Linked DNA regions of Homo sapiens: regions 1, 3, 4, 5, 6 and 7 are each linked to region 2. The links are chromatin loops, found by intact Hi-C in ENCODE. Cell type or tissue: endothelial cell of umbilical vein. All regions are shown on one strand. Region 1 overlaps TIAM2 (TIAM Rac1 associated GEF 2). Region 2 overlaps TIAM2 (TIAM Rac1 associated GEF 2). Region 3 overlaps IPCEF1 (interaction protein for cytohesin exchange factors 1). Region 4 has its middle 66 kb from the start of TIAM2. Region 5 has its middle 74 kb from the start of NOX3. Region 6 has its middle 14 kb from the start of MIR1273C. Region 7 has its middle 57 kb from the start of SCAF8.

Evidence for each region. A loop is a pair of places that touch in the nucleus more often than their neighbours do. Peaks named below come from ENCODE experiments on the same cell type or tissue, not always from the same donor. Only the 100,000 strongest peaks of a DNase experiment are listed, where the experiment ranks them.
Region 1: it touches region 2 in a loop (8-fold over the local background); 5 of 110 quality-filtered maps call a loop at or near these places.
Region 3: a loop joins it to region 2, with 7 times the contacts of the local background. A loop is called at or near these places in 5 of 110 quality-filtered maps.
Region 4: it touches region 2 in a loop (18-fold over the local background); 101 of 110 quality-filtered maps call a loop at or near these places.
Region 5: a loop joins it to region 2, with 9 times the contacts of the local background. A loop is called at or near these places in 18 of 110 quality-filtered maps.
Region 6: it touches region 2 in a loop (18-fold over the local background); 74 of 110 quality-filtered maps call a loop at or near these places.
Region 7: it touches region 2 in a loop (20-fold over the local background); 68 of 110 quality-filtered maps call a loop at or near these places.

What each region holds. Positions count from the first base shown.
Region 1 is chr6:155,101,118-155,105,117 of GRCh38, forward strand. The region is part of intron 2 of TIAM2 (TIAM Rac1 associated GEF 2); the gene reads left to right. Among named protein-coding and RNA genes, the nearest start is that of TIAM2, 110 kb to the left of the region's middle. In endothelial cell of umbilical vein, no CTCF peak of the experiment used is centred here; a DNase peak (open chromatin) is centred at 2,174; H3K27ac peaks cover 554 bases.
Region 2 is chr6:155,173,176-155,177,175 of GRCh38, forward strand. It overlaps TIAM2 (TIAM Rac1 associated GEF 2), which reads left to right. Exons shown (of 27, transcript NM_012454.4): 10 at 3,641-3,802. Among named protein-coding and RNA genes, the nearest start is that of CLDN20, 89 kb to the right of the region's middle. RefSeq lists an enhancer at 1,804-1,863 and a silencer at 3,357-3,486. In endothelial cell of umbilical vein, a CTCF peak has its summit at 1,755 (motif pointing left); DNase peaks (open chromatin) are centred at 1,116 and 1,716; H3K27ac peaks cover 995 bases.
Region 3 is chr6:154,154,647-154,158,646 of GRCh38, forward strand. IPCEF1 (interaction protein for cytohesin exchange factors 1) reads right to left here. Exons shown (of 12, transcript NM_001130700.2): 12 at 1-4,000. It also overlaps a transcript of OPRM1 not described here. Among named protein-coding and RNA genes, the nearest start is that of OPRM1, 120 kb to the left of the region's middle. In endothelial cell of umbilical vein, a CTCF peak has its summit at 1,558; a DNase peak (open chromatin) is centred at 1,565.
Region 4 is chr6:154,926,995-154,930,994 of GRCh38, forward strand. No RefSeq gene overlaps it. Among named protein-coding and RNA genes, the nearest start is that of TIAM2, 66 kb to the right of the region's middle. In endothelial cell of umbilical vein, a CTCF peak has its summit at 1,535 (motif pointing right); a DNase peak (open chromatin) is centred at 1,547.
Region 5 is chr6:155,528,174-155,532,173 of GRCh38, forward strand. No RefSeq gene overlaps it. Among named protein-coding and RNA genes, the nearest start is that of NOX3, 74 kb to the left of the region's middle. In endothelial cell of umbilical vein, a CTCF peak has its summit at 2,288 (motif pointing left); DNase peaks (open chromatin) are centred at 1,038 and 2,248; H3K27ac peaks cover 2,226 bases.
Region 6 is chr6:154,865,773-154,869,772 of GRCh38, forward strand. No RefSeq gene overlaps it. Among named protein-coding and RNA genes, the nearest start is that of MIR1273C, 14 kb to the left of the region's middle. In endothelial cell of umbilical vein, a CTCF peak has its summit at 2,487 (motif pointing right); a DNase peak (open chromatin) is centred at 2,499; H3K27ac peaks cover 481 bases.
Region 7 is chr6:154,674,195-154,678,194 of GRCh38, forward strand. No RefSeq gene overlaps it. Among named protein-coding and RNA genes, the nearest start is that of SCAF8, 57 kb to the right of the region's middle. In endothelial cell of umbilical vein, a CTCF peak has its summit at 1,570 (motif pointing right); a DNase peak (open chromatin) is centred at 1,597.

The DNA of each region.
Region 1 (4,000 bases), 72 kb before region 2:
GGAAACCTTTGGTTTTAGAAACAGACTTCCTAAATTTGGGCCTTTTGATCAAATGGGGAGAAAAATCAGCTCCCCCGGTAATGTTTCTGAGGATCTCAGGATTCTCAGGCAGATACTTGGTGTGCCTCATTTTCTTCTAGTCTTGCCTTCATCTGGGACATTTTTGCTACCGCATTTCTCAAGGTCTGTGTTCCTTCAGCCTACGTTATTCAAAGTATTGCTTTTTCATCAGAAACAGTGTGGGGAAGCCCTCTTCAGCACATGAATATTGCCGAGGTTTTTTGCCCATTAATGTAATTACATCCAAGGTGCACATTTACGTTTGTGAGGGATTATTTAATCTTTTGTAATCCTGGTTGGGTAAAAGTAATTTATATTTTTAATCTCTACTTATGATTGTTATTCTTTTATTTTTACTTTTCTTCCTTGACTATAGCTAAGCAGTAAGGAGTGGTGCTTGGTCAGATGTTCTGTCAGAAGCATTCTGTGTTTGACCTGAGAAGTAAAGAATATGGAAGGAGTTTTTATTGTTTTCTTCTTTGAATTCTAAGCAGAGAGGTTATTTCTGATAGTTCACATTACTTTAGAACATTTATTTATTTATTTATTTAGAGACAGAGTCTTGCTCTGTTGCCCAGGCTGGAGTACAGTGGTGCAATCTCGGCTCACTGCAGCCTCTGCCTCTCGGGTTCTCCTGCCTCAGCCTCCCGAGTAGCTGAGACTACAGGTGGACACTGCCACGCCTGGCTATTTTTTGTATTTTTTTAGTAGAGATGCGGTTTCACCATGTTGGCTAGGATGGTCTTGATCTCCTGACCTCATGATCTGCCTGCCTTGGCCTCCCAAAGTGCTGGGATTACAGGCATGAGCAACCGTGCCGGCCTTTTTTTTTTGAGACACAGTCTCACTTTGTCGCCCAGGCTGGAGTAAGTGCAGTGGCACTATCTTAGCTCATTGCAACCTCTGCCATCTGGGTTCAAGTGATTCTTCCACCTCAGCCTCCCAAATAGCTAGGGCTACAGGTGCGTGCCACCATGCCTGGCTAATTTTGGGGCAGAAATGGGGTATCACTGTGTTGGCCAGGCTGGTCTTGGACTCCTGACCTCAAGTGGTCTGCCTGTCTTGGCCTCCCAAAGTGCTGGGATTACAGGTGTGAATCACTGCATCTGGCCTAGAACTTATATTTTTAATGTCAGTTTTTCTTATAATTATTTATAGATTAGAACATGTTATTTACATTTCTTATTTGTGATAGGCATTATGATTGTCAACCCCACTTTATGATGAAGGATATGGGATTCAGGAAGCCTCTAAGTTTTGAAGAGATGAATTGCTAGCCCAGATCTACTGGTTTTGAAGCCTGAGATGTTTCCACTATTCCCTTATTTTTATTAATAATAATTTGTCATGTGATAGTGGCTCTCAAACTTTTCATTCTGGGGGTGTTCCAATGCCCCATCTTATCATTTTATATTCTCCAGCTCTTCTCTGGATAGGAACAGAAACCCTCAAGAATATATCTTTGCATGCATGTGTGCACATGCAGTCTAGGATATTCAGGTTTTTTATTACAGTCAGGTTTGCAACAATTTTTGCATAGTTTTTGACTAGGTATTAGTAAAACATGGTGTTTTTTATGGATTAATTTATTGTGTGTGTGTGTGTGTGTGTGTGTGTGTGTGTGTGTGTGTGTATACATATATTTTCCTCCCAACATTTTATTAAGAAAATTTGCAAGAATATAGAAAAATCAAAAGAATTGTATAGTGAACACCCATAAACCCACCACTTGATTCTATAATTGTTAATAGCTTGCCATTTTTGCTTTTACATGGGTCATTTTACATTGTATCCTTCAAAATAGAATACTTCGTAAGTGGTAATTTACATTTTTCTCAGAGATCTTTGCCAAGGAATTTAATTTTAGATGCCTGTTAACACATATGTCCTGTTATATTATTATCTCAGAATAAAGCATTAGAAAGATCAAGTCTAGTTTTATGATTTGGAACTCTCTGGTTTTTGTAATTTTAGGATGGAGAACTAAATTGACAGTATACGACTGTAGTTGGGCAGTCTAAAGAACTTGAGAAACCTTACATAGTTTGAAACCCCAAGTGACTTTATAAATTCATAGAACTAAAGTCATTTGGGTGACCTCAGTAATAAAAAATGAAATCAGACAATGCAAAACCATCGGAAATATCTGAGGAATGTTGGAGATAATTCATGTGTACAGGAGGTTCTGGCAGAGAAGGGATCTACATATAAAATGTATCAAAAGGTCAGAATTGTTTTAAGAAAACCTAGAAGCAGGAATTAGTGGCCGGGCGCGGTAGCTCACGCCTGTAATCCTAGCACTTTGGGAGGCTGAGGCGGGTGGATCACCTGAGATCAGGAGTTCAAGACCAGCCTGGCCAACATGGTGAAACCCTGTCTCTTCTAAAAATACAAAAATTAGCCGGGTGTGGTGGTGCATGCCTGTGATCCCAGCTACTCGGGAGGCTGAGGCAGGAGAATCACTTGAACCCAGGAGGCGGAGGTTGCGGTGAGCCGAGATAGCACTATTGCACTCCAGCCTGGGCAACAGAGTGAGACTCTGTCTCAAAAAAAAAAAAAAAAAAAAAAGGAATTAGAGTAGGGGCATGCAAATATTTCCATGCAATTAATTGTTCTTCTGATCTTTTTTTTGCTCTCTGATACATATCTCTTTAAATTTCCTTCTCCTGCACAATTTTTCTTCCCTTTGTATCACAGAGTCCCTTTTCTGTCTTAATGTGGAAGGCTTTCATTTACACTGGCTGTTATTTTATTTTATTTTACCTATTTTAGTAACAGAAATGAGGCTGCTGGGTCTGAAGGAAGCAGAGCTCATGATTTAATAGCATTCATTCTTCTTCTGTATTTACCTCACACACACACACCCCCCCCCCCACACCCCCACACACCCCCACACACCAAATTAACATTTTGGGAATTCCCGTGTTTTGTGTTATGTGACTTGGCCTCCGTGGCAACCTCTGACTTCAGTCCCGGGGCTTGTGGTTACTTGGGTGGTACATCCTTGTGCTGCCGCCTGTTGCTGGCCAGCTCTGTGACCTTTTGCAAGTCACTTAAGGTCTCTGTTTCTTTATCTGTAATTCCAGAGGGTTGGACTAGGGAATTTTGCAGGTTTATCCCACCAGCACTAAAAATTCCCTGTTCTGTGTTCACATTAACATTTTTTCTCTCCTCCCTGCGCTTCTCCCCTGACCCCGCCCTGACTTAAATGTTTTGTGCTCAGGCTAATTTTTATAACTATTACACTGATGGTCTTCAATAATGGCTCTTATTATTGGCCAATTAAGATTAGAAAGCATGGCCGGCACGGTGGGTCACACCTGTCATCCCAGCACTTTGGGAGGCCAAGGTGGGCAGATCATGAGGTCAGGAGATCGAGACCATCCTGGCTAACACAGTGAAACCCCGTCTCTACTAAAAATACAAAAAATTAGCTGGGCGTGGTGGCGGGCGCTTGTAGTCCCAGCTACTAGGGAGGCTGAGGCAGGGGAATCGCTTGAACCCGGGAGGCGGAGGTTGCCGTGAGCCGAGATCGTGCCTCTGCACTCCAGCCTGGGCAACAGAGAGAGACTCTGTCTCAAAAAAAAAAAAAAATTATAAAGCATACCTTCAAGTGTATAATAACTTCATGTGGAAAAAGATTGTGTGTGTGCCTATATGGGTAGATGGATGTATGTGTATGTAAAATACAGTTTTCATCCAGATAAGGAATTAAAGGCTTATCTGTCTATGGTAGAGGCTGGTCTGTAATATTAGGTAAAAATCTTTCTGTTGGATATGTAGATCCTTTTTCTTTTGAGATAGGGTCTCAGTCTGTCACCCAGGCTGGAGTGCAGTGGTGCAGTCATGGCTCACTGCAGCCTTGACCTCCCCAGGCTCAATAGATCCTCCCACCTCAGCTCCCAAGTAACTGGGACTACTGGCATGCACTACCACACCT
Region 2 (4,000 bases):
TGTGTGTGTGTGTGTGTGTGTGTGTGTCTGTCTGTCTGTCTGCCTAACACACACCAAAAATTACATTTAACTTTTCATTGAGGGACTCTCTTGAGAGGGTCTTACTCTTTGATGGCCTTGGCTTTGATAGGCGTCTTCTCTTCTATGGTTCACTAGATCTTGGGTCAACAGTGTAGACTCAGAAAACCATTGCTCAGAGCAGTTGTAGCACAGCACCTTGTTTAATGGATTTTAATAGGATTATTTCTTTTGTCCTTCCATCCTTCCATCTATCTGCACACTTTTCTCTTGTCCAGAACTTATTCTCCTTCAATAATCTGTTAATTTTTCTTCTCGAAGCTTCCAGAGAGCATTAAGAACTTGACACTATGTCAACAGATTTGAGTAAGATACTGAAAACGGACAGCGTTTACCCTTCTGCCTGTAATATGACTGTGAATTTCTAGTTGTATCCAGCTCAGCACTGAAGTTTTGGGTGTGTCCTGGGTGTGGGACGCACTGTGTTAATGGCTGAGGGAGAATGAGGATGCAGAAGACAAAGCCTCTGCTGGTATTCATCTTCTCCTGGTGCGGGACTTAGAAGTGACTCTCCTGTGAGCTGGGCTTTGCCAAATGCTGTACCAGGGACATAGGAGAGTAAACTCATCTAAGTGAGAGGACTTGAGGGCAGAGAAAGGAGAGATAGGAGAGAATTCATAAGACAGGGGCATTTTAAACCAGGTTGGAGGGTATATATGGTTTCAGCACTGACTCTACTTGTAAGGACGGTACAGCAGAGAGAGGAGATGGAAGTGAGCACCGGTGTGGAGCAGGAGCATGCCACTCCCTTCTGGGGAATGTTCCCTGAGCCATTCTGTTCAATGGGAACATGGTGTGTGGCTTAGAATAATGGAAAGTAATCAGGAGATTTGGGTTGCACCCATTTTATATAAAGGGAGTTAACTGCCAGGCGGGCATTCTGTGTAGTATAGTGGTGGTGTGAACCAGCTCATCCCAGACTTCCACCCTTCAGATCCCCGGAGTACCATAGGCACTAGTTGTGTAAACTTGGGCAAGTTTCTAGAATTTCCTGAGCCATATTTTTCTTGCCTTTTCCATAGGAAGTGATGATGGTGCCTTCCTGAGAGGGCTGGCTGTGAGTGGTGAGTGAACTGATGGCACATCAGGAGCTTGTTTCATTTGGTCTCACGAGATGCAGTCTTTTTTTTTTTTTGAGATGGAGCCTCCCTCTGTCGCCCAGGCTGGAGTGCAGTGGCACGATCTTGGCTCACTGCAACCTCTGCCTCCCAGGTTCAAGCTGTTCTCCTGCCTCAGCCTCCTGAGTAGCTGGGGCTACAGACGCGTGCCACCATGCCCGGATAATTTTTATTTTTAGTAGAGATAGGGTTTTACCATGTTGGCCAGGCTGGTCTTGAACTCATGACCTTAGGTGATCCACTGGCCTCGGCCTCCCAAAGTGCTGGAATTACAGACGTGAGCCATGGCGCCCGGCCAAGTGATACAGTCTTTCTCTGATTGTCAGTAACGGTGAGAACAAGAGGGTGTGAAGGCACAGTGTTAATTTGTACTGCTCATGTTCCTCCCACACCTGTTTATCCATAATTACGTTCTTCCTGATCTCCAAAAGTGCAGCAGTAAATTAATTGCTCTGTCACCCTCAGTGGGAGCCTGTGACTTCCTCCGGGCCTTGTTCTTTGTGATGTTTCTTACTCCACAGTGACCTCTGCTGGGTTTTAGTTTGCTTCTCAACAAGCCTGGTTTCAGAGGTGGGGCCTGCACCTTTAAGGCAGCATCTGTTTGTTGCTAAGCACCGGGTTGAAATCACTGCCCAGATGAAAAGTACCCGAGAGAATGAACCAGGGAAAAAAATGTGCCTGTGTAAGACAAGAGCCTTTAGCAGAGAGTGTCCGGGCTGGTTCCTGGCATCCCTGGCTCCTTGCATCTGGTCCTGTCTTTTCCTTTGGCATTGGCACGTGTGGGGATGTGCATTCTGGCTGTGATCATCCTTCCAGAAAAATGTACTGAAAGCGACAGATCCAAGACAAATCCAGAAATGTCACTTCAAAATTGAGCACCATGTTTTCAAAAAGATGGCACAGAGAGACAGATTTTTCCCTTGCTTTCTTCTTTTAAATTTCTTTACGATGTCTCTTCTAGTTTTTAAATCCTGCATAGGAGGATCTTTTACTTTGTATTTAAAAATGCATGGAATTCAAAGTAAAATCACCCATTAATGATAACTTTAAAGTATGATGAATGATATATAATAATGTGATAGTATTGAATCTACAGGTGACATTTTCTGGTATGTAAGGTGTTTCACATAAGTGACCTCTTTTGCTCACAAAAACTTAAGTAACAAGTAATTTTTTCAATATGAATTATATTAATAATATCCTCTTTTACAAAACAGGAGCTGAATCGTACGTAGCAAGGTAAATCTTGTCCTAGGCCACACTTTGCTGGTAGAGTCTGTGACTTTTGATTTCGAAGCCCCAAATCTTTTCTTTACTGCTATGTGAATATAAGAACCTACCCAGAGAGAAACATGTCTACATCGCTTAAGAAATGTATGCTATTTTTGTTATGAATTACAAAAGGACGTATTAGCATGAAGTCAGCAATTGTTGTGATGATGTAGTTGGCACACTACACTTTTTTGGGAAAGGCTTCCTGAAGGTGGTATTCTTTGAGATGATTTTCCAACAGTGTCTATGTGTGAGATAGCTGAAGGATAGAGAAAAGATTTCCCAGGACTATGGGTTAATTTTAAGGAACAAATAGATTTCTGTCAGTGATGAGTCAGGCTAAAATTAAAAAGAAGAAACAAAGACAAAAACACAGATAGTCTTAGAAGAGAAAGCTTGTGCTGGATTAAGTGCAGTTCAGAGTCAGGATGGCAGGCAGATGTCAGTGACCATGGACAAGGTGTGTCTGGAATTCAGTGGGAGGTCAGAGAGGGATTATGGCTGAGATGCAGGCTTCACAGTGGCCCTTCTCAACCATGATCCCAGAGCAGTAAGCGTGGATACTCAGCAGCCCTTACATGGATTGCGGTGTTCTTTTTTTATTTTTTGAGACAGACTCTTACTCTGTTGCCCAGGCTGGAGTGCAGTGGCATGATCTTGGCTCACTGCAACCTCTGCCTCCCAGGTTCAAGCGATTCTTCTGCCTCAGCTTCCCAAGTAGCTGGGACTACAGGCGCACGTCAGCACACCTGGCTAATTTTTGTATTTTTAGTAGAGACGCTGTTTCACCATGTTGGCCAGGCTGGTCTCGAACTCCTGACCTCAGGTGATCCACCCGCCTTGGCCTCCCAAAGTGCTGGGATTACAGGCGTGAGCCACCGTTCCCAGCCGGATTGTGGTGTTCTAACTTGGCATAAGCGGTCAATTGACACAGTGGAAAGAACACAGGACAGGCAGTCACTAACTTTCACTCTGCTTCCCATGGCTGCAGTTTCATCTGATAAAATGAGTGAGGAAACGTTGTCAGCCTCAGAGGGCTGTGAGAAGCCAGTGATGTGAAGCGTGTGAGCGTTTACTCTAAATACTCCGTAAATGAACAGGACATTTGGCCGGTGGTTTCCTTCATTTGTTAATCAAATTTGTCTGCATTTTCTTTTGGCATCTACAAACAGGTCGATGAACTTCTGCATATATATGGTTCAACAGTAGACGGTGTTCCCCGAGACAATGCATGGGAAATCCAGACTTATGTCCACTTTCAGGACAATCACGGAGTTACTGTAGGGATCAAGCCAGAGCACAGAGTAGAAGATATTTTGACTTTGGCATGCAAGGTAACGGATTTTGCTGCAGAAATATATTTCTGAATAGAAATAATCATTAATGTTGCAATCTTATGCCTTCTAAATTCATGTGATATTCAAGGGCCCAGTTTCCATGCCAGGGAACATATTAGCATATTTATTAGTTAATATATTTATTAGCATATTCATTAATTTGCATTCTATTCCTTGATCTCTTTAGAAGAATGA
Region 3 (4,000 bases), 1.0 Mb before region 2:
GCAACACTGCAGGACAAAAATGAACACCAGTAGTATATTTCAACTTTTTTTTCATGTCATTTGCCTAGATATATTTTTTTCTTATTTTTATTTTTATCTTACAAGTCAACCTCAAAAACATAAAGCAGGAGAGAAATGAGCCATGCCTCTTTTTCAGTTTAGAGGGGTAGCTGACACAGGATGAGAGCACAGTAAAACTTAAGCTAAGATTTCCACATTAATATCTTGCCCCCAAACACCATGCAGTGCTAAAAGTCACATTCCCATCATGCAAGCACATTAAAATATATGGCGATTAAAACTCCTGGTTTCTATTTTACGGCATTTGCTCTTTCCACGAGGCACACTTCCCTTTTGGGCTAAAGGTTAAAAAAAAAAAATTCAAATACAATGAAGAATCCATTATTTTCAATGTTTTCTATGTGGTTCTGGGGTCATGTGGGAAAGAACTGAGATGTGCTGAAGAGGCAAGGGAATTGCTTCCTGCCCCACGACACAGAGAAACGTGTGTCTGCTCAATGCCTCATTCAAGGAGACGAGTGGCTTTCTGTGAGGAGAGAAATTATCCCCCTTCCACAGTCCATTTCATACAGGCTGCAAACATTTAGTTTCAGGGACTTTTATTTTCAATTATGTATTACAAAACCCTGGGCAGGGCAGTCATCTCCCAGTTCTAGGATTCAATTTCTCCTGTGAGGTATACAAAAGAAATTGGAAGAGAAATAAATTGGAAAACCACAATTGGATATCATATTCTTGTTAGACTGAAGAAGAAATGCCCCCTAAAACTATGTGGATATGGCAGCTTTTCTGTACTTAACATTACTCATTAAATCATGTATGTGGCTATATCAAAATACTGTCTTTCGGCCAGGTGTGGTGGCTCACACCTGTAATCCCAGCACTCTGGGAGGCAGAGGCAGGCAGATCACCTGAGGTCAGGAGTTTGAAACCAGCCTGGGCAACATGGTAAACCCCGGTCTCTACTAAAAATATAAAAATTAGCCGGGCGTAGTCCCAGCTACTCGGGAGGCTGAGGCAGGAGAATCACTTCAACCAGGGAGGCAGAGGTTGCAGTGAGCTAAAATCGTGCCACTGCACTCCAGCCTGGGCAACAGAGCAAGACTCTGTCTAAAAAAAGAAAAAAAAAAGTATTTCTTACTAAGAGATAATGTACCTATGAATTTAAACATGTCTTAAATTTGAATAGCACTTCTTTTCAAAAGACTTAAAAATATTTTTTCTTTGAATCTGTTTCATCTCTGTGACATTGTTTGTGACTGGAGTGCTACCTGAGTAAATTATCATGATTACATGAAAAGCAATTAAGAGAAGAAGGTCAAAGGACCAACCTCTAATCACTAAGTTTGGTCTCTAACATTTGACAGCACATGCCTCAAAAAGCAAACAAAATAAACACTCTCCATTTCTTTAAATATATGTTTTTCATCCAAGGATCACACAGCACCTCCCAAGTAGTCTAATGTACAGAAAGAAAAGAAAGGAAACACAGCATGATTAGGTGAAACCCCAATCCATAGACAGCCCGCCAGCAGGTTGAGGCAGGACCACTAGGAGGAGACTGTGCTCAAGCACAGAGAGGGCCCTTTAGGTTTCAAATGGAGAATTTAGCCAAACAGCCACCAGGGCCAGCCGTATGCTAAGCCCAGTGCAATGAAACACACGCTCCCAGTCAAACTTCTTGGTTTCCTAGTGGGCTATGTGCCAACAGCAACTTCACAAGGTAACAGGTGAAGCGAGGTGGGGGGCGGAGAGGAGGAAATGGGCAGAGAGCCGCTGGGAGTCCTGAGACTCAAGTTCCTGCTTCATCACTGGGGGCTCCGGGCCAGGCACTTCACTGTAATAATCCACAATCATCTCAGAGCATGGGGCAGCGGGAGGGGGCTGAAAACACACCAATTTGCAAACTACAAAGTGCTGTGTAAATGTAAGGCATGGGTTTCACATTGAAATCTGACTCCAAACACAATCTCTTTCTTACGCTTCCTGGAGTCTTTGTAATCCTATACTTTAGGAGTCTTTCTAGGCCTTTGATCCTATTCTGAGATTTGAGCTGTTGTGGCAAAACTAAGAATTCTTTAAAGCAAAAGACGCCCTTGCAATGCAGGGCTCAGAGTGTCTATTTGCAATATATCAACCAGTGAAGGCATCACATCAGGCTCCGTTCTGGATCTACAGGCTAACAACAGAGGGAAAAGGTCCTCTTCACAACCCCAAAGAGGAGTCCTCTCCAAATCCTAATCTTTAGCAGGTGCCACAGATTTGGATCTACGTGTGCTGAGAGATTCTCCACTTCCTTCCTGAGCAGCCATGGTTTTCTCTCTCATTCCACAGCTCACAGACACTGCAGGACTGGGTATAGGAATTGGCCCTTGGACCCCAGGAAACTACCCCAAATGCATTTCAGAGATGACCCGGTCTCAAGAAATATACTGAAAGTAATCCAGTTTTCCCAATATTCTTTGGACCAGAAAAGTGGCTTGAGGCCAAGAGAGAGAAGCCCATGTCTTCCTACATTAAGTGTCACGGAAAGTGTCACCCACTCTCCCTCTCACTCCTGTCTATCCCCCCACCCACGTCTTAGTGGCCACAGCCTAGGCTGAGAACTCACAGAAGCAGCCCTACTTTCTAGCACAACCTGGTCAAAAGCAAAATAATTTACAGGGGGAAAAACACGAATGAGCAGGCAATGGGGCTCCAGAAAGCCAGGTGCAAAATTGTGAAGTTCAGTTTCCCTTTCACTTTGGGAAGCTCTGCAAAGTAAGCTTTAACTAGCAAAGCAAAAACTTCTAGGCTAATGTTCTTGACTTTGAAAAATAAATTTAAGCCTTGGCTAAGTAATCCCAGGGATCTTTTTTGCCTTAAGTTTCAATGGTACTAAAGGAGTTTACAGTTGAAAGGCTGGGGAAATATGTCTTCACGAAAAGCCAAAGGAAAGCATTCAAAGCTATTCACAAACCCTGCTCAAAAGTGTCTGGAGCTCTTCAATTTAAGAAAAACTGGAAGTCTACAGGCTGGTGTTGCAAACCAAAGAAAAATAGGTGGAAGGGCACTTTATGTCACACTGTTATTTCTGCTATTGTTATTTGTTGTTCCTTCAATACTCTTTACATTGCCAATCCTAAATAATTTCCCTTCTGGTATCTGCTAATCACAGAAAGAATCAGTAATTTCCAGGGGCAAAAGGTTAAAGCACTGCTTTCCTAAACCAGGGCATCAGGGTGCAATCTGAGGATCTGAATGTTCTCTCTGTCAGGTCACCACAGGTCAAACTCATCTTCAGTGGCTTCCCTAGGTGGAGAAGTACCCACATGTTTGCTGGGCCAAACTGACTGGCCTGGCCTCTTATCTTAGAGAAGTTTCTAGCAGTACAACTTGCTTCTTGTTTTTTGTTTTTATTTCTTAATGCTAAGGTTGTTTTTTGTTTGTTTGTTTGTTTACAGAGTATTAAGGCTTCTTAGTAAAGCTTGGGGAACTATTCAACAACTATTTCCATTTTGTTTGCAGATATAATTCAGGTGGTTCCTTCCATTTGAATGTCAAGCCACACTTTGAAGCTATAAAACAAAATAGGTTGTGTGAACAATTTGTTACGGGTAGGCAGGGCCAACATGGGTACTTGGTGGGTTGTGGTTATTCCTATGGTGAGAAATATTCATGGTGATTAGTAAGGGAAGACTTTCATATTGTTTCTCTATAGCTCTCTTTAACACAATGATTTCTAAATTTCTATTAGTCTTTAATGAAAAGATGACATTAGTTGTGTTGCCTTTGGTCTAAGGTTTGCAGGCATAAATGGCACAAAGCTTAAAGTTTATTTAATAGAAAGGATAATCTAAGATGAAAGTCCTTTGCTGGTTAAAAGAGTGACTTACAAGAGATAGAAATCTAAATTTAAGAGCTCATGGGGGTTGGGGTGGGGAAGAAAATGAAAAATTATGAATGCATGCCCCATTTTTTTCCCACAAGATTTCCTGAG
Region 4 (4,000 bases), 250 kb before region 2:
GGGCATTGGAACTGTGCGGGTAGCTTTGGCTGAACCATGAAAATCGGGCAAGTGACTTAATCAACTCATCCTCTGGACTGTGCTTGTTCAAGTGTCATATGCACAACACCTTAAATTTGCTGTTGTTTTAAGTTAGCATACAACGTCCTGAATGATGGTTTAAAAAAAAAAAAGAAAAAAATGAATTTTTTTTCTAAAGTTGAAAGAGTGTAATAATCAGGGACACAAGGAGCAGATTTAGTGTTTTTTGTTCTTTTTATTGGTGTCCTGCTCTTCATTAGAGTCTTTTTTTTTTTTCTTTCCCGAGACGGAGTCTTGCTCTGTTGCCCAGGCTGGAGTGCAGTGGTGCAATCTCAGCTCACTGCAACCTCTGCCTCCTGGGTTCAAGCGATTCTCCTGCCTCAGCCTCCCGAGTAGCTGGGATTACAGGTGCGCCACCCCATGCCTAGCTAATTTTTGTGTTCTTGCTAGAGAAAAGGGTTTACTGTGTTGACCAGGCTGATCTCGAACTCTTGATCTCGTGATCTGCCGGCTCGGCCTCCCAAAGAGCCGGGATTACAGGTGTGAGCCACCGCGCCTGGCCCCATTAGAGTCTTACAAGCATAGATAGTATCAGTAGCACCAGCACGCACAAAGGCTCCCTCTGCACTGGGTCCTGTGCTCCAGGCTCTGTGTGCATTTTATTAATTCTCTTCACAACCCTCTGAAGTAGATTCTCTTATCACCCTAATTTTGCACATGGCTTAAGGGGATTAAAAAACTTCCCCCAAGGCCAGGCGTGGTGGCTTATACCTGTAATCCCAGCACTTTGGGAGGCCTAGGCAGGTGAATCACTTGAGCCCAGGAGTTCGAGACCAGCCTGGGCAATATGGCGGAAACCTCCATCTCCACACAAAAATACTGAAAAATTAGCCTAGTGTGGTTGTGTGTGCCTGTGGTCCCAGCTACTTGGGAGGCTGAGGTGGGAGGATCACTTGAGCCCAGGAGGTCAAGGCTGCAATGAGCTATGATTGTGCCACTGCACTCTCAAAACAAACAAACAAAAACCTTCCCCAGGTTCACGCAAACTGGGAAGTGTCAGAATCAGTCTCGAAGCTCTGGTGCCTCTGATCAGGAGTCTTTCTCTTGACCACTGTGTGACACATCCACACCCACCAGCTGTCTCCCTGGAGAAAGCTTACCTTTTCGTGTTCAAGATAAGGAACAATATCAAAAATGAACAGGAGCACCAGAATGCTGGAATCATATTATATTTCTGATTGTTAGTGTATTTCTAGCTTTGTATTACTTTATATTTAAGGAATACATTTAGTGAAGCACTGTTTTGTTTTTTGTTTTTGCTTTTGCTTTTTTTCTGCTAGAGAGTATCTTGACTTTCAGGAGTTAGAACTCACTTCTAATAAGAAGATATTTACATCCGTAATTTAGCTGGTGTATCTTCTGGATTGATTGATTTTATTACCCTGCCATGCTGGAAGTGTGAATTCAGCCAAAGCATACAGATTTCAACATTTGTATAAAGGCTACCTCAAGAGGGCGCTCCTTGCAAGCCGTAGAGTTGTTTAGTTCTCTCCGGGCCTGACACTTGATTTTGGAGAGTATTTTCAGAGACTGCATTGCAATCCTGCATGAGTACAGAGGAAATTCATGGAAGAGCCATGAGGAAACATAACAGAAGTGCAGAAATCTGAGTCTTTAGGATGGAAGTTGTGAAGTTTCAGGGATTTCAATTTTTATAAAGATTAAAGAAAAACCTCTCAATTCTTTTCCTGTATAGAATCATAGAAGGGCTAGAAGAATTGCTTTTCTCTATTTTTAAGGACTTGGTAGGAGTGACGGTGGGAGAATTCTCAGCTCTTCTAGATAACCAATTACATCATTTAATATATTGATTTGATATCCTGAGGCAGATGGTATTAGGGTATTTGTTTTTGTTCTTTTAAAAATCATATTAGGGCCAGGTGAGGTGGCTCATGCCTGTAATCCCAGCACTTTGAGAGGCCGAGGTGGGTGGATCACCTGAAGTCAGGAGTTCAAGACCAGCTTAGCCAACATGGTGAAACCCCGTGTCTACTAATAATACAAAAATTAGCTGGGTGTGGTGGTGCACGCCTGTAATCCCAGCTACTTGGGAGGCTGAAGGTAGGAGAATCGCTTGAACCTGGGATGCGGAGGTTGCAGTGAGCTGAGATCACTCTATTGCACTCCAGCCTGGGCGACAAGAGCGAAACTCCATCTCTAAAAAATAAATAAATAAATATCATATTAACTCTTCTAAAAAAAATACAAAGAGGCACAGCTAAAAGGCAATAGGGAAATAAGAATGGAATTCTAAATAATGTTTAATTAATCCAGAAGAAGGTAAGAAAGGAGCAGAGGAATTTAAAAAACAGATGAGAGAAACTAAAAATAAATTCGAGCAGCAGACTTAAATGCAATCACATCAGTAGTTAACATTAAATATAAATTGACCAAACGGTCCAATTTAAAGACAGAAATTGTTAGGCTGCAGAAATAAAAACCCAACTCTATGCTGCCTTTAAATATAAATACAGATAAGTTGAAAGAAAAAAGATGGAATATGTCACACAAACAGTATGTTTTAGAAAGCTCGAATGGCCATATTAATATACAATAAAATAGACTTCAGGATGATATTACCAGAGGTAAAAGGGACAATTGTCCAGGAACATATAAGGCATAAAACTGTGTATGTCCAGTAATAGAGCTTAAAATACGTGAAGAAATATTGACAGGCCAGGCACCATGGTTCGCATCTATAATCCCTGCACTTTGAGAAGTCAAGGCGGGAGGATCGCTTAAGCCTAGGAGTTTAAGATCAGCCTGGGCAACATAGTGAGACCCTGTTGCTACAAAAAACTAAAAACTAGCTGGGCGTGGCAACACGCTCCGGTAGTCCCAGCTGTTCAGAAGGCTGGGGCAGGAGGATCTCTTGAGCCCAGGAGGTTGAGGCTGTAGTGATCTATGACTGTGCCACTGCACTCCAGCCTGGGCAACAGAGTGAGAGCCTGTCTTAAAAAAAAAAAAAAAAAAAAAAAAGGAAAGAAAACAAAAGATTGACAGAATTTACAGGAGTAATAGATAAATCCACCATCACAGTTGGCGATTTTAACATCCCTCTGTTAGTAATTGATAGAACAACTAGACAAAAGCACATTTATTCATCTAAATTGGCCATCCATGGTGGGGGCTGAGCTGCAGTCAGCTAATGGGTACTCTGCTCACGATGGTTTCTACTTCGTGTTCCTGGCTAATGAAGAAGCAGCTGTCTCAGCATCCTTTGTTACCCAGAGGACGTCTTGAGATTGATTACAGTTACTCCAAGGGTGAACCTGAGTCTTTACCTTGGCAAGCAAGTTATGGAGGATTTCCTCTTTACTCCAACACTTGAGATCAACCCTGTCGTCTAGACAGGATGAGTTTCTAGTGAACAGAGTAAATTGCTTCCACTCAAATAAGGCACCTATCTCCAAGGAGCACTTTGTAACTACCGTTTGCTACAACCCCAGGCTGCCGGGGAAGCAGGTTCCTCTGAGAGTCCTCAGTTTGATTACACTGATGGGCCCTTGAGCGCAGAGATTAGAGTTTTACCTATATAGTTAAGTGACACTTAAAGTCCAAGACCTATTATCTTCCAGCCATCCACTTCAGGACCAGATTAAATTCGGCTAGGACTGCTTAATAGGATTATGGAAACACAAGGACCAGCCTCATCCTCCTAGCTCCAGGCAGATTCCCCTCACCGCACCACTTATCAGTTCTCAGCCTAACCATCTCCTGAGAAGAGAATTTTTCAATTTCCTGCATTGATAGGATTTAACAGATTTCCGGGGCTGAGAAAATGGGGGCTTCCCACATTGTGAACGCTCTGTCTGGGTAACACAGAGGCCTTGTTTAGGTGAAAGCATCTTGTGTTTCTGTGTCAGTTAAGCCATGCGTGGTGATGGAGGCAGCACTGTCTGGACTGGTCTCAGAGCAA
Region 5 (4,000 bases), 350 kb after region 2:
TGGTTCGACAAATTCCCAATACATTAACATGTTTTTGACCTTTATCCAGGGTCAATCTAAGAAATGGCTTTATGAAGAATACCTCTCTATCATTTGTAAAATTGCTATTAAACACAATGTTAATTTATGTTTCTTATAAAACACACTTGCATTCAATCTCTCTGATTTTTTTTATTTTTTATTTTTTAGTTTGGGAATGTTTGTCTATTTTTCTTATGTGACTATATTCTTCATTTATTATAAAATGAGAATGATATCACCCATTCTGTTTTCTCTTTACCTAGCCTCTAGGAAATCCAGAGTCTATGTTTATATGAAATTTAATAATTATTTAGCCCAGATTTCTGGCATCATTACCAACATCATCACTATTAAGCATTACATCATTGCTTTGTATTTCTTTGTGAATGAACTTTAATCCTGTTACGGATTTAACTGTAATTTCTGAGCTTGTATTCCTTATCAAACAGCAGGGAAGTCTCCCAATTTGTCATTGGAAGGCTTTTCACTTCTGTGCTATTACCTATTGAAGCATTTCTCAAATGTTTAAAAACTGTCCCTAAAGGCAGAAAGAATGAATGAAAATCCTGAAGGGGTTTGGGAGTGTATCTCAAGTAGCTCAGTGCTGGCATAATATTTCTTTGTATTTTATGTTTTATCTCCTCCAAAAACACATCTGCATTTTTTAGAGATAAAAAGATAATTTTTAAATCACTTATCAGTCAACATACTTACCTTTTCCTTTTTAAATCTTTGAGTAAAATTAATACTCAAGGTAGATGTACTATTTTTATCTTGTGACTTTGAAACCCCTTTGATTCCTGACACTAAATGTAACACAAGAGAGACATTGAGAGCTGAAAGTAAACCTGCAAATAACCTTTCCCAATCCCTTCATTTCCTGTGTAATGAAACTTGGGTACAGAAAAGTTCAACCAAGATCTCCCAGAATAGATTTTGTTTCTGGTCTCCTGGGCCAAAGGACTTCCTGTTACATCACATGCCTCATTCTATGGCCTTGCAGCCTAATGAATCATACAAGAAGGCAGGATCAGATGATCTGCAGCTCCCTTTCCAGCCCTACTATTTTGTTTTTGTGCTTCTGAAAGCCATGACTACACTGAGCTCAATAATATAAGTGGAGTTAAAAATAATTAAAGACGTCAATAGCTGTCATGAAGATGCCCAATATTGTGTAAAGTAGTTTGCATCCTAAACACACGACTCACATGAGAATATTTTGAAGGATGCAGCAATGCTCCTAGAACACTCTGTACACAGAGGTGGGTGAAAGTTTGCATTTAAATTTCAACGTTCTGTTCACCTCTATTTTTATATCAGAATGTAAATGTCACAAAGACAGATATCATCAACAGGGGGATATTGTTTGTACGTATCAGTTTCTGGATATAGATTCAGGTCCCTGAGTTATTATTCTTTAGTTAGTGCTGTCCAATAGAGCTTTCTGGGGTCATGAAATGTTTAATATCTGCTCTGTACAGTATGGTGGCCACGAGCCTCATGCGGCTATTGAACACATGAAATGTGGCTAGTGCAACCAAAGATCTGAATTTTATTATTTATTTATTTATTTTTATTTACTTATTATTATTATTATTTTTTGAGGTGGAGTCTTGTCTTGCTCTGTTACCCAGGATGGAGTGCAGTGGCACGATCTCGGCTCACTGAAACCTCCGCTTCCTGGGTTCAAGTGATTCTCCTGCCTCAGCCTCCCAAGTAGCTGGGACCACAGGCGCCTGCCACCTCACCCAGCTAATTTTTGTATTTTTAATAGAGACAGGGTTTCATCATGTTGACCCGGCTGGTCTCCAACTCCTGACCTCAAGTGATCCACCCGCCTAGGCCTCCCAAAGCGCTGGGATTACAGGATGAGCCACTGCACCTGGCCTGAAGATCTGAATCTTAAAAGTTAAGTGTAATAAATGTAAATAGCACATATGGCTTCTGGTGACTGTATTGGACAGTGCAGCCTCTGGGTCTTATAAAAGAGGAGAGATATAGAATTGGAGGAATGAGGTGATCAACTTTCAAAACACAGATACGAAGAACAGGCAAGTCATTTTCTTTTACTTCAAGTCTTTCCAAAGATATCAAATTAATCATTGTTAATCATATTAAGAAATATCTCAGGAGAGGAAAAATATTTATCTTTTTCTTAAAAAAAAGACAATTTAGTGACAGTCATAAAATTAACTGCTTTAAAACGGGGGAAAAAAGTGAACACTAATGCCATCTTGTGGATTCTGGATGCTGGGACATGCTCAGGTTTTGTGAACGTGTGTTCAGTGACAAGCCATGAAGTCCAGAGAGTAGTCACATTTGCCTTTCAGTTATATATTTTGAATGTGTTTGCATGAATTATAGCCAGAGGGCTTCAAAGAATATCCACACATTAAAAATCAATCTTGAAAAAATAAATAATCTTTTATTCTTGATTGACTTGAATGGCTGATAAAGGATGGGCAACTATCTGAATTCAGTAACAATGAGTTTTTGAAAAAAAAAATCATAGTTGGCGCCTGTTTGGGTTCATTTCTATAACAATAATTTAAAACATTTTCCCAATGTCTTCCTTTACCTCTTTAAAGTATCATGGAAAATAAAAAGGAGATACAAAAAAGTGCTTAGAAATTTTCAAGATCCTTGAATCAAAACAGAACTATCTTTCTATATTTTATATATCTGAAAATGTTTTTGATTGTCATGTATAGTTATATTTGCTTCATCACATACCAACACACACACACACACACACACACACACACACACACACACTCCTGCAGTTATTCAGTTCCCTTTTCTCATCTCATATTCCTGTCATTAAATGAGTTGTACGGCCCTCTAGGACAAGAACTCTGCCTTTGGTACCATAGTGCTTGTCAAATATTAAGTGTAATTTACACTTATTAATTGATTTGTCTTCTGGATCTCCTTCTGCTAAGGCTCTCACAGATACTCTCCTGGCACAAACAAGGATATAGGAATTGTTTTTATCCTATAAAATGCTTATCTGATAAAGTTAAAAGGTAATAAAAATGATTTTACATACATGATGGCGATAAGGAGGAAAAATCCTGCACGTGTAATTATGATGAGGCATAAGGAAGAAGAGATGATGATGTATACTTTTTTTCTTTCTATCTGGCCCAAAATGGTGCTGATGATTTGTATTGGAGACATCTTTTAAATATAGTATTAATAAATAGACTTTAAATTATTTGTTTGGAAATTTAAATGTCATCATTGTGTTAGGGTGTTCAATAAGCCTAAATTTGAAGGGAGGACATTGTAATTAATGATGAATTCAGAATTCTGAATTTAGAATTCTGGAAATTTAATCTAGAAAGTAATAAATCATGTGTATTGATGTATCCATGAGGCAGAGATTGAAGAGAGGAGAGGAGAGGAGGGACATCAGAAGCTCAAGCATCAAAAGATTATTTGTCTCCAAAAAAGAATTTATTGGTGCTATAAAGTGGAACAGGAAGACACAATACTGTTCTATAGAAAGAAATTGAGGATTTTGAACATATTGTGATGAACATAAAGTGCAATGTGTGCTGTAAAAGATAAAAACATCAAGTCTGAGGCAGCAAGTCCAATAGAAATGGATTAGGAAGAGTAGCTAAAGCTGTAATAAGAGACACGGTCATTTAGGTTCACCGGTGGAATCAGGAGAAAAGAGCTTCCTAGATCATTGACATAAAAAGAGACTAGAAGGCTTAGCTTTTGCTGGGAATAGGAGAACATATAGACCCAGAAAAAGATATCTGAGAAATAAGAGACAAATCAAGTGTAATTCTCAAGATATAGAGAAGACAGCAATATTAAAGATACTAAAGCTGACAATAATAAAGTTTACCATGTGAAAACCAGGATCATTTCAAATGAAAGGAGAGAGTTCTTTCCCTGCCTTATATCCTGTTTCAGGAATAAATTTATTTTCCAAACATAGGTCAATAAAATAATAGTAACAGAT
Region 6 (4,000 bases), 310 kb before region 2:
TTGGCCAGGCTGGTCTCGAACTCCTGACCTCAAGTGATCCACCCACCTCGGCCTCCCAAAGTGCTGGGATTACAGGTGTGAGCCACCATGCCCGGCTGTGATTTAATGTTTATAATTTTAAAACCCATGAATGTTTTCAGGGAATTAGAGTTAACTTTTAGAAAATTGCTTTTGTAGTGTCCTGTGTTATCCTTATGTGAGTAAAGCATTATCCTGTAGGCTGAGAGTAGAGAGTACAAAACAGAGGCCAGGCCCTGATGGATTCACCATGAGGCTTCACTCTTTCTCTTCACCTTTCACTACTGAAAGCTGTTAGTATGTGTCTATTCACTATGTGATCCTAGGACATATTTTACTGATATGATTATTTGAGTAGGAGTTGTGTGGTGGCAATTGTGGGTTGTTTTTTTTGGCGGGGCCGGGGTAGGGGGTTGAGACAGGGTCTGGAGTGCAGTGGCATGATCTCAGCTCACTGCAGCTTTGACTGCCTGAGCTCACGCAATTCTCTTGCCTCAGCCTCCTGAGTAGCTGGGACCACAGAAAGGAACCACCATACCCAGCTGATTTTAAAAATTATTTGTAGAGGGGAGGTCCTGCTATATTGCCTGGGCTGGTCTCAAACTCCTGGGCCCAGGCGATCCTCCCACCTTGGCCTCCCAAATTGCTGAGATTACAGACATGAGCCACTATGCCTGGCCCAGCAATTGCTTTAACAGTGGTTAATACGGATATTCCTTGAGCCAGAAGCATAATTTTCCCCATCTGATGCCCAAAATATGAAAGGAAAGAGAAGACATTTACAGGTCTGCAGAAGCAGGGCCCCACAAGGTGGCTACAGATATTATTATGTGGGGCAGGGGTAGGGGAGGGAGGCAGTAGGGAGTTGTATGAAAAGTTTAGATCATTTTTTAGTAAAAACTCCATCTTTTAAGGGCGAATTATTTAAAATATGTCCTTATAGGCTGGGCGCGGTGGCTTATGCCTGTAATCCCAGCACTTTGGGAGGCCAAGGTGGGCAGATCACCTGAGGTCAGGAGTTCGAGACCAGCCTGGCCAACGTGGCGAAACCCTGTCTCTACTAAAAATACAAAAATTAGCTGGGCATGATGGTGCACGCCTGTAATCCCAGCTACCCGGGAGGCTGAGGTACGAGAATCGCTTGAACCTGGGAGGCAGAGGTTGCGGTGAGCCGAGATCGCGCCACTGCCCTCCTGCCTGGGTGCCAGAGCAAGACTCCATCTCAAAATAAAATAATGAAATAAAATATGTTCTTATAGTTACTTGTATAGCAGTCATATTTTCCCTAAGTGCTGGTTCCTTAGGAGCAAGGACTATGCCTTGTCACCCTTGTATCCCCAGCAGTGCCTTGCATGTAGTACAGCAAATATGGGCTGATTAATTAATAAACAGAAATAGTGAGATGTGCCATACACATATGCAAGTCCTAGTTATCAAAGTTAAATAAAAATGTCTTCATTTTTCCCAATTCATTACTCTTACTAAGCAATGAATAATTTCTTGAAAAGGAACTCTGTTACATGTATTCTGGGCAAAAACTGGCTAACTCACTAGTTCACAGCTATTTTTATTATACTTTGTTAAAACAAACAAAATGGGCAAGATTAAGGATGCTGTATTCTCCCGCTCTTGGAATGAAATTTGGTTTGAGTGTTCATCACTGAAAAGTATCATTTTAAATTCTTTTCTACTTCATTTTCTGCAGTGGAAAGTTACGGAAATACAGTTTGAAGGAAATAATTTCAGCCTACAATAATTAAAAATATTGCCATGGGTTTTTAAAAACTGATTTTCCTTTGAACTCTTGTACAGTATTTTGATGTGCATGACAAATAATGACATATATGGAGGCTGTCTTTGACGTCAGCATCTCACTTGGCATTGTTTCACATGCAGGTAAAACTTGCCTATTGGAAGTTTCTTTAAATGTAATAAACCTACCTACAGTTTATTTCTGATAGCCTTTGGGATTTAAGAGAGAAAACCAATACTTTAATTGTTTTAAAATCAAGGAAGCAAAATATCTGTGGGAAGGTGAGCTACTTAGCATTCAACAATGCAAAGTTTCAAAGCATTTTGCAAATTTTAAATATACGCTATAATTCTTCTATAATTGGTGTCTTTGGTACTTTTTGGGTAAATTGGAGTTATTCCAAAATAATTATATTTTATAGCACTTTTGACACCATAACACTTAGCAGCAGGATTTTTAAATTAAAGTACTGTTTAGTTCTTTGCATTCTGTGATATTATGTGTATGGACAACTTTAATTGAAATGTCTAATTCTGGTAGAGGAGGAGATCTCATTAATTGAAAATTATAAAAGGTTTCAAAAAGTAAGTATTTTTAAAATTGTATCTTTTCTTTTTGGTGTCCTTTTCAAAGAATAAATATTCTTAGTTGTGCCTCCGAAAATCACTTACGGAGCAAATTGCACTTCGGGATTCTATACTTGTACCAGTAGAGGTCACTGTGCACCTATAAAAGGAAACCCAGTGCTTGCTTCTAGGGATGAGCTAGTTATCCTAGAATGTTATAACTAATAACATGAGCTAGTTATCCTAGAATGTTATAACTAATAACAATCATTGATATTTCTGGGAACGTAACCAAATTCCCACCCCACTCCCACCTCACCTCTTAACAAAATCACTTGCCTGTTATCTATCACCTGAGAGTCACCTGTTACTGTCTGTCCACATAATGGAAGCGTATTCTGATGAGGTTAAGTAGAGCCCCGGCACACTGTCTCATAGTATACTTAGGTGAATCAGCCAAAGCACCAGAAACTATGATTTCACAGAAGCAGCCATTCAAACTCTCAGTTTCAGAGTTTGAAAGAACTTTAACATTCATCAGATTCAGCATCTGAGATGGGGTTGGAGACTTTTTCATCTATTCTTAACATTTAATTTGCAAATCCAAAATTGTTTCAAAGGTATTCTTTTCAGTACTGTCGTCCATTTAAGAATGAGATTTTACTTATTAAAACTGTTTAGACGTTTACAGTATTATAGTGTCCATGCTACATAGTGTTTGATTCTCTGAGTGTCCAACAAAATATTCGTAGAATATTGTTTTATATGATTATCGCCACAGAGGTTTCTGATAACAGAGGAGTATGTGAGAACTGAACAAAATGCTGGTTTGTTATAAAACTGCAATGGTGCCCTTACCAGATAGTCAAAACAAATGTGTAAATCTCCAATCAGCCTTGTGCAATGACCCAAGTTCCTGTGAAGGTGGCTGTAAAAGGTGATAAAGGAATGTCGTGAATGGAGCAAGCAGCGGGGAATCATAGACCAATGTGATTGGGCCTCAGTTTACAGAAGGAGAATACAATGTAGGTGCTTTCATGGTTCCCTTCAGCTCTAACACTCTCATCTTCAGTGCAGAGGGCACATTGCAGTGGTTAGCAACATGGGTCCTGGAGAGAGTGCCTGGATTTGAGTTATGACTCTGCCACTTAGTAGTCATGAGGTTATCTTATAGTTATCCTTTCTGCACCTGTTTCGACATCTGTAAAATGGGCTTGATACTAGTACCTGCCTCATAGCATTGTGGTATGCAGTCATTGAGTTATATAGGTAAAGTACTTAGAATAGTACATAGAATGTAGTAAATACTCAATCTGCTATAATTGCATACCCATTTTTTTCCTAAATAGAACTCATGCTGGGATATGGTAGCTGAATTCTTAAACCTCACTCTATTGACTGCTCTCTGAGGATCAAAACAGAGTATATTCTGTGTTTTCACTAACTCTTAATGAATAACATCTATGTCAAGGAACCAGATGTGTATAGAATCTTTAATGATTTAAATTTTCTCTACTTTTTTTTATTTAAAGCTCTTCCTGTGCTCATTCTTGTACAATGAGTTTTTTTTTTAAATCTGGAATTTTTTCTGTGGAGTACATAATCACATTTTTAGTTGCTGTTTTTAGTGACTCATATTGATGCTTTTTTTGCAATTAAATGT
Region 7 (4,000 bases), 500 kb before region 2:
CTCAAGGACCACATGGAGCAGCCTGGAGGCCTCCTCCAGCCCCAGCCAATATCCAGTGACTACACGGGATTTTATCACTGAGCTTTCTGTCACCTCCCACTGCCCCCGCTTCATTAATCTAACACCATCCTTGTGGCTACATCTCTACTCACAAAACCCTCTGAGACAGCCACAACCACCCCCATTCACACCCCTAGAATACCTTTGTCTCCGTGGGTTCTCCATCCAGATTACACAAGCACAAGTTTGTATCCTCCATCTTGCAGAACCTCTCCCCAATCCTTGGAACAAGAGTCATTTGTCCTCAGCTTTCTTCCAACAAAAAGATGGCCCAGAAAGATGGTCCAGAGATTACTCCTATCCCAGAATGATATAAACTACAAGATTTTTGTTTTAATAAAAATAGCTGGGCTAGGCACCGTGGCTCACGCCTGTAATCCCCACACTTTGGGAGGCCAAGGTGGGTGGATCAGGAGTTGACGTCAGGAGTTCAAGACCAGCCTGGCCAACACAGTGAACCCTCGTCTCTACTGAAAATACAAAAATTAGCCAGGTGTGGTGGTGGGCGCCTGTAATCCCAGCTACTTGGGAGGCTGAGACGGGGAGAATTGCTTGAACCTGGGAGACAGAGGCTGCAGTGAGCCGAGATCGCATCACTGCACTCCAGCCTGGGTGACAGAGCGAGACTCCATCTCAAAGAAATAAAATCAAATAGCTAACAGTTGTTGAGTGTTTTACTTCACACTGGGTATTGTTCTAATCTCTGTGGTTTAGGTACATTTATCTCCATTTTAAGCCAAGGAAACTGAGGCACAGAAAAGTTAAGTAACCTGCTCAAAGCAAAAACTTAGTAATTGGCAAAGCATTTGTGTTGTTTTTGTTGTTGCTATTGTTGTTGTTGTTTGAGACAGGGTCTCACTCTGTCACCCAGGCTGGAGTACAATGGTGTGATCATGGCTCATTGCAGCCCCAGCCTTCCCGAGCTCAAGCAATTCTCCTACCTCAGCCTCCTAAGTAGCTGGGACGACAAGCGTGTACCACCATGCCTGGCTAATTTTTTTTTTTTTTTTGTACTTTTTGTAGAGTTGGGGTTTCGCCATTTTGCCAGGCTGGCCTCCAACTCCTGAGTTCAAGCAATCCTCCTGCCTTAGCTTCCCAAAGTGTTGAGATTACAAGCATGAGCCATCATGCCTGGCCACAAAGCCTTTGTTTTAACCCTGCTTCGACTCCAGATCCTGTGCTCTTACTACTAAAATTATATAGTATTTCAATATCAAACAGCCCATGAATGCAAAACGATACACCCATAAAATAGGATGTAATCGCCAAAATCTAATTCTATTGCATCTAGAAGATCTTTATCCACAGTGAAAAGAGTTGAACATCATTGACAGGTTTGAATACATTCAATATTTATACTCTTACCTCCCCCCACCATTACAAATTGTCTAAATGGCATTCTAAGCCTTTATGAATTCAATTAAAAAGAAAAATGCCAAGGCCTGCTCGCTAGAGGTCGCTCTCCTAACTATGGGGTCCTGTTAGTCTTATAGAGTAAGACAGCAGAGTAGGCCAAGAAAGTGATGGCAGCAGCCATCAGTGTGACCAGCAGATGGCATTAGAGTCCCACAGATCCTGAGATTGAGCCATAGCTAAGCAACTTCACTAGGCATACCACATCTGTCAAGGCAGGTTATGCTAAGCTTATTATTTTCACAAACGTTTAAATATAACGCTATTTGGTTGTCAAGATAGTCCACCCAAAACTCATACACAACTCATCTTCTGGGAAAACAGAATAAGTAAGATGTGTTGCTAGAAATAAGGTAGTGAAGGAAAAAAATAAGAGGATTGATTGACAGGAATGAAAACTCAGACTGGATTTTGAGGCTGTTTCTGGATGGCTTCCACCAAAAACCATAGACCCATCTAAGATCAGGGATACAAGGAGGGCTCATGGCTTCCAGCATTTTCCATTGGCCCTCAGCAAGGTGCTCCCCAAGATCAGCGGTCAAGAGAGGTGGTCAATACACACCAGGTTACGTGAGGACTTGGTTATTCTAGAGGAACCCAGAACACAAGTCCATGGCCTTTTCAACCATGTTAGGCGTTGGAGGCCACGTCAGCCCCCATGGATCCACTCTACAACTTTATAAAGAATTTGTTAGGCACCAGTGGCTTGCTTCAGAGTTCTAGTTCCTATGCTGTCAGGGAGTCTACAGCATCCCTATCCACAACTTACCTCCAGGATTTTGCTTAATTTCTGTGGAAAGCGATCTCAACTTCCCAGTTCACACACAGATGCAACCAGCATGAGACATTCCTAGAAATCAACAACCTTTGGTGACTGGTCTATCTCATGCTATTCTACATACTGCTTGCTCACTTCACAAATACGACATTCCAAGAGCACAAGGCTATCTGGTAAGGATGAGTATGGAGATAAATATTAACATCTTTTTACTGTGATGATTTAGCTGGAATAATTAAAACTTATATTTCCACTTATGAAGACTCTGCCTTTTGTTTTTTTAATAGAGATGGAGTCTCGCCATGTTGCCCAGGCTGGTCTCGAATTTCTGGGATCAGGCAATCCTTCTGCCTCGGTGGTAAGATTACAGGTGTGAGCCACCGTGCTCGACCTGAAGATTCTGTTTTACCGCAAGTAAAACCTACCCCCCTTTATCAACACTGTAGAGACTGTTAATAAGTGGCGCTTCTCAGAGCCAAGTACTGAGAGCAACAGTCACATCTTGAATGATGACCGAGACCAGCAACAAGTACTTCTACTTGTATTTTTACTGACTTTAGTTTAAAAATTTTTACTCATTTTAGTTTTAAAAGTATGTCTTTTTAAAGATATATATACATTTAAAGTATATCTTTTTTAACATATACTTTTATATCTTGAGATGTAAACCGAGAAAGGTGAAAGCACTAAGGAAAACCACTTTTTAGGCAGGCTGGGGTACTTAGAATAGACCATTCATAGAAGAAAGATTTAAAGGAACCAGAGAGCTCAACCCAAGAGACAGAACACATATCTGGACTTGTTTGTGCACATCTTCTGAATGCCTTTGTAGAGGACTTCCCTTCTCCTTGAACTGTTCTCTCTAACTCCTTGTTCTGCCTATAAATCCTACTCATCATTTAAAGTTTTTGTTGTTGTTGTTGATTTTGTTGTTGTTGTTGTTTTTGTTTTTGAGACAGGGTCTCGCTCAGTCGTCCAGGCTGGAGTGCAGTGGCTCGATCTCAGCTCACTGCAACCTCCGTCTCCCGGGTTCAAGCAATTCTCCTGCCTCAGCCTCCTCAGTAGCTGGGATCACAGGCACACACCACCATGCCCAGTTAATTTTTCTGTTTTTAGTAGAGATAGGCTTTTGCCATGTTGGCCAGGCTGGTCTTGAACTCCTGGTCTCAAGTGATCCACCCCTCCTTGGCCTCCCAAAGTGCTGGGATTACAGGCATGAGTCACCATGCCTGGCCTAACGTTAAATTTAAATAGTTCCTCCCCTGTAAAATATTCTCCAACCTCCTCAACCACGGTCAGAATCAACAGCTCCAACGTCTCACCCCTCAGTATGTTTTACAAATTGCCATCATTTGTAAAAATCTATCCCATAGTAATAAAAGCGAACAAAGTGCCATTATTAAAGAGTTTATCAATTAAGTCATTGTCAGGCAGGTGACTTGCTGCAGTGGGCTTAGGGGTTAAGAACACAGGCTCCAGCAGCAGACGGTGGCGTTAATTCTTGGTTCTTCCACATACTAGCTGTGTGGTCTCAGGTACGTCATTAAACTTGACCCTGCCTTGTGTCCTCATCCATAAAATGGAGGCAACAGGTCCAGGCGTGGTGGCTCAGGCCTGTAATCCCAGCACCTTGGGAGGCTGAGGCTGCAGGACCACTCGAGCCCAGGAGTTCAAGACCAGCCTGGGCAACATAGTGAGACCACATCTCCACAAAAATGTTTAAAAATTAGCCAGGCATGGTGGTGTATG